Regions from separate parts of the Homo sapiens genome. Here region 1 is linked to region 2. Evidence: read pairs that join two places in POLR2A ChIA-PET (ENCODE). Cell type or tissue: HepG2. All regions are shown on one strand. Links, peaks and the distances in the headings refer to the core of each region. The heading gives the core; the rest is flanking DNA. Region 1 overlaps RAPGEF5 (Rap guanine nucleotide exchange factor 5). Region 2 overlaps RAPGEF5 (Rap guanine nucleotide exchange factor 5).

Region 1 (4,390 bases), core at 321-4,320, 150 kb after region 2:
CTCTAAAATAATAATTGATCAGAGCCAGCACCAGGGAAAGGCGGCCTCCCAATTCATAGAAAAAACCTGAAGCTGGTGATCAGCAGCTTCCAGATAAGATCTCAGGAGGTGGGTGAGTGGGCTCAAGCATGCGCACTAAGAGGCAAAACGATGGAGTTTAACTGGTGTATGACCTTATGGGAACACTCGACTGGTAAGAGAAGAACGCCTCAAGTGAGCATGCATACAACTTCAGTAAATACACTGTGCATGCAGCCCCTCCCAACTGCTAGCAAGCAACTGCAGACACTCCACCCCAGAGGAAGAATCAGCGGAGAAAGGATGCAACTGTTATCAATAAACCTTCACTCCTGCTCTAAAACTTGCTTCGGTCTCTCACTCTGCCTTATGCCTCTCAGTTGAATTCTTTCTTCTGAGGAGGCAAGAAGTGAGGTTGCTGAAGACCTGTACAGCTTCACAGCCAGTAACATTGCCACATAGAAGACAGCTCCCCTGAAGAGCGTCCGGATGCAAAATGTTTTAGTAAGAAAGAAAGAAAGTGTTGTGTTAAACTACGAAGTTTTTGTTGGGGTTTTGTTATTGCAGCAAAAGCTGCAATAACCATCCTGATGGACACATTAGAGTAAGTGCATGACACAGATTTTAGAAGGAAGAAAAGATACCAGGAAATGCAAAAGAGGGTGACTGCATCAAACGGCAGTCTGGGATGTGAGGGACAGGTGCTGCCTGCAGTACACACAACAACTAAAATCATTAATCCACTTTCCTTTGTCTTGTGTTTAGCCTTATATTCCCAAAGCTATTATAATTGTTTAAATAGAAGCTTCTACATTTATTACAATCATTACAAAATGAAACTGGTTTTGACTTTCACAATTTCACTTCTCACCTGAGCAATACCTTCTCATATGTATCCTTTGACCAAGGCAGAGGTCACTATTTAAAGCAGGTAGTTTTGAAAATATTATGCTAATCAGCAATCAACACATTTGTAACTCTCCACCCCCTAAAGCAGACCAGGTGGATGGTTACTCAAGCCTTTGCAACAGTTCCCCTTTTCTTCTTATGGGAAGTGGGGAATGTGAGAACTTAAATATTCTAAAAAAAATTAATAGATTGGGTGGGGTGAGGGCTTCTCTGACAGTTTTAACATGCAGAGGTGTGCTTCAATCATCCAAACTCCTGAAAAGGGCATCAAGCACCCTCTCCCATTCCAAATGGAGCCCTCAGCTGGGGCCAGGCAAACTGATGGTTTGGTGCCAGGATGAAGAAACAGGAGTGCTGTGCTGGGAAACAATGACAGCAAACAAGCGCCTGAGCTGATTCAGAGAAGAGAGACTGGGAAAACAGCCCACCAGAGAAGCCTCCAGGAGAAAAGCTCGGGAGAGGAGAACAAGACAACAGGAACCACAAAGCCAAAGGAAACCTAACCCAAAGTGAAGATGGATAGCTCATCCAAGGGGAAGTAAGGAGATGAATCTTCACAAACCAGGAAGAAGGCCGATCAGAGACTTCTGAAGACCAAACCAGAGAAGGAGATGGTAAGCACAGAAAGTGGACCTGAGTCTCTGAACTGGAAAAACTCCTTTCCCAGCTAGGGGGACAGGGAGAACATTCACTCTAGACTGGAGGTGAAAACAAGATGGATTTGCGGGAACCATCCTTGCCCCAGGGTCTGAGCCTGGAAAAGGGATTCCTGTATGTCTGGGTCCCCCAGCCCCCACAGCCCTTCCTCCACACTGAGCTCCTCCTTGTTCCCTGACCAGGGCTTGGATTCTCTTACCAGGGTATTCCGCACTAGAACCCCCTCTCCTCTTCCCTCTGGTCCGTTCCCCCTAAGAGGTGATGCACAGGCATGGCCACTTCCTGGAAGCCTTCAACTGGGAATGCTCTACCTCCTTCCTGGCAGATTTGGGCTCCTGTCCTCTGGGCTTCCATTTGCTTGTCTTCTCCAGGTACCCAGCAACCAAGCTTTACTGGAGAAATGACCAGAAAGAAGAGAAAATGGAGCAAAACCAAAGGGTTCATACACTTGAACTTGTGCCACACTGAGTAACACGAGGTGACTTATCATTATGGCCTCAGCTGCATGAGGTCATCCCTTGACTCCCTCACACATCCATGTTTTCTGACATATAAATATAAGAAAACCCAGTGTATTACTCTGTTTTCACACTGCTGATAAAGACATACCCAGGACTGGGCAATTTACAAAAGAAATAGGTTTAATGGACTTGTTCCATGTGGCTGGGGAGGCCTCAGAATCATGGCAGAAGGTGAAAGGCACATCTCACATGGCAGCAGACAAGAGAAAAGAGCTTGTGCAGGGAAACTCCCCTTTTTAAAACCATCAGATCTCATGAGACTTATTCACTATCATGAGAACAGCACAGGAAAGATCTGCCCTGTGATTCAATTACCTCCCACCGGGTTCCTCCCACAACACGTGAGAATTCAAGACGAGATTTGGGTGGGGACACAGCCAAACCATATCATTCCACCCGGCCCCTCCCAAATCTCATGTCCTCACATTTCAAAACCAATCTTTCCTTCCCAACAGTCCCCCAAAACATTAGCTCATTTCAGCATTAACTCAAAAGTCCACAGTCCAAAGTCTCATCTGAGACAAGGCAAGTCCCTTCTGCCTATGAGCCTGTAAAATCAAAAGCAAGTTAGTTACTTCCTAAATACAACGGGGGTGAAGGCATTGAGTAAATACAGCCATTCCAAATGGGAGAATTGGCCAAAACAAAGGGGCTACAGGCCCTGTATCAGTCCAAAATCCAGCAGGGCTGTCAAATCTTAAAGGTCCAAAATGATCTCTTTTGACTCCATGTCTCAAATCCAGGTCATGCTGATGCAAGACAGGGCTCCCACAGCCTTGGGCAGCTCCACCCCTGTGGCTTTGCAGGGTATATTCCCCTCCAGGCTGCTTTCACAGGCTGGTGTTGAATGTCTATGGCTTTTCCAGGGGCACAGTGTAAGCTGTTAGCAGATCTACCATTCTGGGGTCTGGAGGACAGTGGCCTTCTTCTCACAGCTCCACTAGGTGGTAGAGAGCTGTCCCCCAGTAGGGACTCTGTTTAGGGGCTCCCACCCCACATTCCCCTTCCACAATGCCCTAGCAGAGGTGCTCCATGAGGGCCCTGCTCCTGCAGCAAACCTCTGCCATTTCCATACATCTTCTAAAATCTAGGCAGAGGTTCTCAAACCCCAATTCTTGACTTCTGTGCACTCACAGACTCAACACAACGTGGAAGTTGCCAAAGCTTGGAGCTTCCACCCTCTGAAGCCAAAGCCTGAGCTCTATGTTGGCCCCTTTCAGCCATGGCTGGAGCAGCTGGGACACAGGACACCAAGTTCCCTAGGCTGCACACAGCACATGGACCCTGGGCCCAGCCCACCAAACCACGTTTTCCTCCTAGGCCTCTGGGCCTGTGATGGGAGGGGCTGCAGTAAAGGTCTCTGACACCTTGGACCTTTTTCTGCTTCACAACAGAAAAACCCTGGAGATATTTTTCCCATTGTCTTGGGGATTAACATTAGGCTCCGCATTACTTATGCAAATTTCCGTAGCTGGCTTGAATTTCTCCTCAGAAAATGGGATATTCTTTTCTATCACATTGTCAGGCTGCAAATTTTCCAAACTTTTATGCTCTGCTTCACTTATAAAACTGAATGCCTTTAACACCACCCAAGTCACCTCTTGAATGCTTTGCTGCTTAGAAATTTCTTCTGCCAGATACCCTAAATCATCTCTCTCAAGTTCAAAGTTCCACAAATCTCTAGGACAGGGGCAAAATGCCACCAGTTCTTTGCTAAAACATAACAAGAGTCACCTTTGCTCCAGTTCCCAACACATTCCTCGTCTCCATCTGAGACCACCTAAGCCTGGACTTTATTGTCCATATCACTACAAGTATCTTGGGCAAAACCATTCAACAAGTCTCTAGGAAGTTCCAAACTTTCCCAAATTTTCCTGTCTTCTTCTGAGCCCTGCAAACCGTTCCAACCTCTGCCTGTTACCCAGTTCCAAAGTCGCTTCCACATTTTCAGGTATCTTTTCAGTAGTGCCCCCACTCTACTGGTATCAATTTACTGTATTAGTCCGTTTTCATGCTGCTGATAAAGACATACCCTGGACTGGGCAATTTACAAAAGAAAGAGGTTTAATGGACTTACAGTCCGCATGGCTGGAGAGGCCTCACAATCACGGAGGAAGGTAAAATGCACGTCTCACATGGTGGTAGACAAGGGAAAAGAGCTTCTGCAGGGAAACTCCCCTTTTTAAAACCATCAGATCTCATAAAATTTATTCACTATCACAAGAACAGCACAGGAAAGATCTGCCCCCATGATTCGGTTACCTCCCACCGGGTTCCTCCTACAA
Region 2 (4,390 bases), core at 72-4,071:
TATCCCAAATTAGTGCCTATAATGATATTGGTTATTTAGCAACCCATCATCTAATATACAATATTTTCCTACTTATTTTATTGTCTGATTCCCTCCAATAGAATATAAGCCTTCAGGAGGGTAAGGAGTTTTGTGTCTATTTTGTATCCCTGGCATTTAGAACAGTGCCTATGCATTTGGAGGTCAAAGATATTTAAAGGAATTAAATAAATAAAGGAACTAAATTTTTCTAAGGTATTCAGAAACTCAATAACTAAAATTCACAGTTACATTTTTTATAGAAGCAGTGTATAAAGCTAAAAGTTAAGGAATTGCCAGGAAATGGCTAGTAGAAGAGATATGATGTAGTATATTTCACCACTGAGGGAAAATTGCTGCTTTTCTCCTGCAACACTATTTCTGAATATCCCAAAATGGCTTGGTAATAAAATTCTGCAAATGGAATTTAGTAGTAGAGTGATAAATCAAAGCTATTCTTTAGAAATGTTATGGCATAATTTCTCAAAGGAACTTAAAAAGTTTCCCATTGGACAAGGTTATATAAAAACACACTTAAATCATCACCAGGTATGGCCACTGAGCCTTGGATTCTAAGCTTAATACCCCGTTAACATTCTAACAGCTCTACGAGGCTGAAGAAATGTAGCAGTAACATGAAGTTAGACCAAATTTCCTAAGCCCTCGTGCAAGGGCTATGTGATGGTGTTTTCAGCATAAATTGACTTTGGAGGTCATCTACACCAATTCTCAGGTCTCCCTCCCACCTAAAATTCTATGGTTCTGTAACATATTTTGCAAGGAAAGAAAATATAGATCCCTTTGAATCAAAGGGTTTTAGTGATGAAAGATACTTTAGAGATCATTTCATTTATTACTTGCTCAAAGTCTCAGGCTGTTTTTTTAATGGAGCCCAGATTCGGTACTCAAGACTTTAGAATCTCATTTTAGTAACCTTTCTACTCTGCTATATGCATTTTCTCCTTTCGTAAAACATTATTTCTCTCAGAAGCATTCTTGGCTGTGAAACCTAAGGACCATCCAGGAATTTGTGTCATGTGACAGAACCCACACAAAAATCCAAATGGCTTTTCACTATAGTCCCACCTTCTCATTCCAAGAGATGAGAAACCAAACATTTTGTGTGTCCAGTACCTCTGTTCCCTCTGATGGTGTCCTTTTATCCAAAACCACTTTAATGGAAGGACTGGCAGTGTAGGTTTGTCAGTTATGAACTTCTCAAGCTGCAGAACTCCAGGACAGGGGCCAGCGGACATGAGGCTGGACATACAGTCCTGTCAGAGGGGTTGTAAAGGGGGAACGTTGTTCCTAACTCTCTGTATATCTATAACCAATAGAAACCTAGAATTGGTCTTTCAAAATATGGAAGTAAGACAATGTTCTATTTCAGTGTCTTTCAACTTGGCTGCGGATTGCATCACCTGGGGAACTTTTAAAGACCTTAAGGCCTAGGCCCCAACTCAGCCCAACTGAATTAGGATCTCTGGACATTGCTGTTTTGTTAAAAGCATCACAGGTGCTGCTAATGTGCAGCTACAGATAAGCTACACTGGTCTGTTTATTACATGACCTTACAGAAATAAAAAGATATAAATACAAGATAATGTCATGTGCATATCAATTGTACAAAATCATGAAAAGACTTACCGCCATCTAAATATTTACCTACCCTCAAACATTTTTAGTACAGCAAAAGCCATGCTGCTACGGGGTTATTATGGTCTGGCAACCTGGGAGAAAAAGCCTGGAAGAAAGGCACCCAGGATCATTCCAGGAATGCTAAAAGGCAAGGTAAGCAAGGAAGAAGTTCACTTACGTTGTCTTCTATCTTTCCAAGGGGAAGAAGAAAGATATTCTTAATTTTCCTCCATGAAAATTACATAATTAAATATCAAGGGATTATCATGAGCTTGGTGTTGGCAGGAGACAAGATTAAAAAGTTAATAGAAAATGAGGTGCCTGCCCTCACTTTACTTAATGTTTTATCAGTGCAATGCTTAAAAAACATCACAGCCGGGCGCAGTGGCTCACATCTGTAATCCCAGCACTTTGGGAGGCCAAGGTGGGTGGATCACGAGGTCAAGAGATTGAGACCATCCTGGCCAACATGGTGAAACCCTGTCTCTACTGAAAATACAAAAAATTAGCTGGGCATGGTGGTGCGCATCCGTAGTCCCAGCTACTTGGGAGGCTAAGGCAGGAGAATCGCTTGAACTTGGGAGGTGGAGGTTGCAGTGAGCCGAGATCGCGCCACTGCACTCCAGCCTGGTGACAGAGTGAGACTCCGTCTCAAAAAAAAAAAAAAAAAAAAGTCACTAGGTTGACCATCAAGAGCTTCTGGACTCTATCAGTTGAGTGAGACACTCCTATAATATAAAACAGGCACTTTCACAGAGGTTGTTTCCTCTTTAGAACAGTAACGAACTCACTTTTTCAATCACATGCTCAACCTACTATGTGTTGCTAAACGCCAGCTCCCCAACACTGAGGTATCTCTGAAAGAATCAAGGCAAGCTGTGTAGACACGTCCACACAGAGGCATGCTAACAGAATATACTGAATGATAACCTCATGAAATTAAAAAAAAAAAAAAAAAAGCAGCCATACCTAAAAGAAATCAGGTCAGGCCTAATGAGAATCAGCTGGTAGGCTTTACCTATTCCTACTATTCTATTCTCTGTTGGCTTTTTTTTTTCTTGGAAACTTGTAATCATAAGTACATTTTCTTCAAAAAGATGAATAAGGAAATGGGAAATAACATATTTCCTATGTTTTCCCTAAGGTAGACCTGTCGTAACACAGATTCAGAAAGAAAAATCAGTAAGAAGGGGTTTCTCCATGTAATCCACAGTTTTCCCCCTGCTTTGAAACAGAAATCATCGTTCACTACAGAAGTATCTGTAAGCAAAACACACTTTATCCTCTCTAGGGAGGAGAAAGGGTTAACTAGCTACAGTCACCAGCAGGACCACCACAGAGCAGGACTGGCTGGGCCCAAACCTGCTCCCCCATCCCTTCAACTCCTCTAACTCACAGCTCCTTGTTTTTTTTCTTTCTTACCTTCCTCGTAATTCTCTCATGTAAACCTCATGCCCAGTGATGTTTGCCCAATTTCTGGGAAAAGATAAAGCTCCAGAAACAATTTGATTTTCCTCTAACATTTCAAAATATTTCAAGTCAAAACCTGAACCTTGGAAAAAAAAAAGGAAATCTTTGAAAACAGCTTCAATCACTGTCCAGGTTCACAAATATCTAGTTACCAGACTCATAGTTTTCCTACTTTAAACAATGAAGAACTATCAGACAAAAGAAGAAATGTTGAAAAATTTAGATGACAATGAATTTCATTGCTGCTTGCTCTCAGGGAGTGTTATTGCTAACTTAGTAAACAAAAAGGGAGCTTGTCACAGATGAATGAACATTTCAAAACTGGCTGCAAATAAAGACCCAAATGCCTGGTTGGTTTGCTTGTTCCTTATCAGCACTTCCCATTGATCTTCTCTTTAAAAGTTTAGGAAATTCACTCGGCTAGGCAGAGTGGCTCACGCATGTAATCCCAGCACTTTAGGAGGCCGAGGCAGGTGGATCACGAGATCAGGAGTTCGAGACCAGCCTGACCAACATGGTGAAACTCTGTCCCTACCAAAAATACAAAAATTAGCCGGGCGTGGTGGTGGGCCCCTGTAATCCCAGCTACTCTGGAGGCTGAGGCAGGAGAATCGCTTGAACCCGAGAGTCAGAGGTTGCAGTGAGCCAAGATCATACTCCAGCCTGGGTGACAGACAGACACTCCGTCTCAAAAGAAAGAAATTCACTCATTCACTCATGCATTCCTTCATTCCATAGATATCATACTGGATGACTTCTTGCGCCTTTCACTACAAAGGAGGAAAGATACGTACTTGAGGGATTATGAAAATAGTATACATAGTAGGTGTGTGCGAGTCAACTCATTTAAGAAAATCATTAGTAGGTTGCTTTTAAGCATCTCTAGAATTATTTTTCCTTTAAAAAGCTTGATTTGCTGATAGAATACTATATGAATTTAGTTGTTTCCTATTCTATTCTTGAGTCCAGTAACAACAGAAATGCCTTATCTTAATAGCCCTGGCATTCTCCTCCCGGCTATATTCAATGGAGTAAACGTTATCTATTTGTATGTTAACATCAATCAGTAATCACTTCCACTTGTCCTGTGGGAGCACAGAGGGCCTCCTCTATTGGGTCCTGCACCTACATTTTCACAAATTAGTGACTTTTGTGGGAAAGCGATGAGAAATTACTCACATCTCTTGTTCAGTTATCTTCCCCAGCCTCTGATGGGTCCAAAAATGTAAGAATCCAGAACAGGCTCATCCCAGCCTCCAGGACC

What was found. ChIA-PET counts read pairs that join two places held together with the same protein. Peaks named below come from ENCODE experiments on the same cell type or tissue, not always from the same donor. Only the 100,000 strongest peaks of a DNase experiment are listed, where the experiment ranks them.
Region 1: POLR2A ChIA-PET joins it to region 2 with 8 read pairs; 3 of 35 experiments call an interaction of 5 or more read pairs at or near these places.

The regions. Positions count from the first base shown.
Region 1 is chr7:22,338,911-22,343,300 of GRCh38, forward strand. All of the region lies in intron 1 of RAPGEF5 (Rap guanine nucleotide exchange factor 5), which reads right to left. Among named protein-coding and RNA genes, the nearest start is that of RAPGEF5, 16 kb to the right of the region's middle. In HepG2, for the core only: no CTCF peak of the experiment used is centred there; a DNase peak (open chromatin) is centred at 2,551.
Region 2 is chr7:22,186,456-22,190,845 of GRCh38, forward strand. All of the region lies in intron 11 of RAPGEF5 (Rap guanine nucleotide exchange factor 5), which reads right to left. Among named protein-coding and RNA genes, the nearest start is that of RAPGEF5, 170 kb to the right of the region's middle. In HepG2, for the core only: no CTCF peak of the experiment used is centred there; no DNase peak of the experiment used is centred there.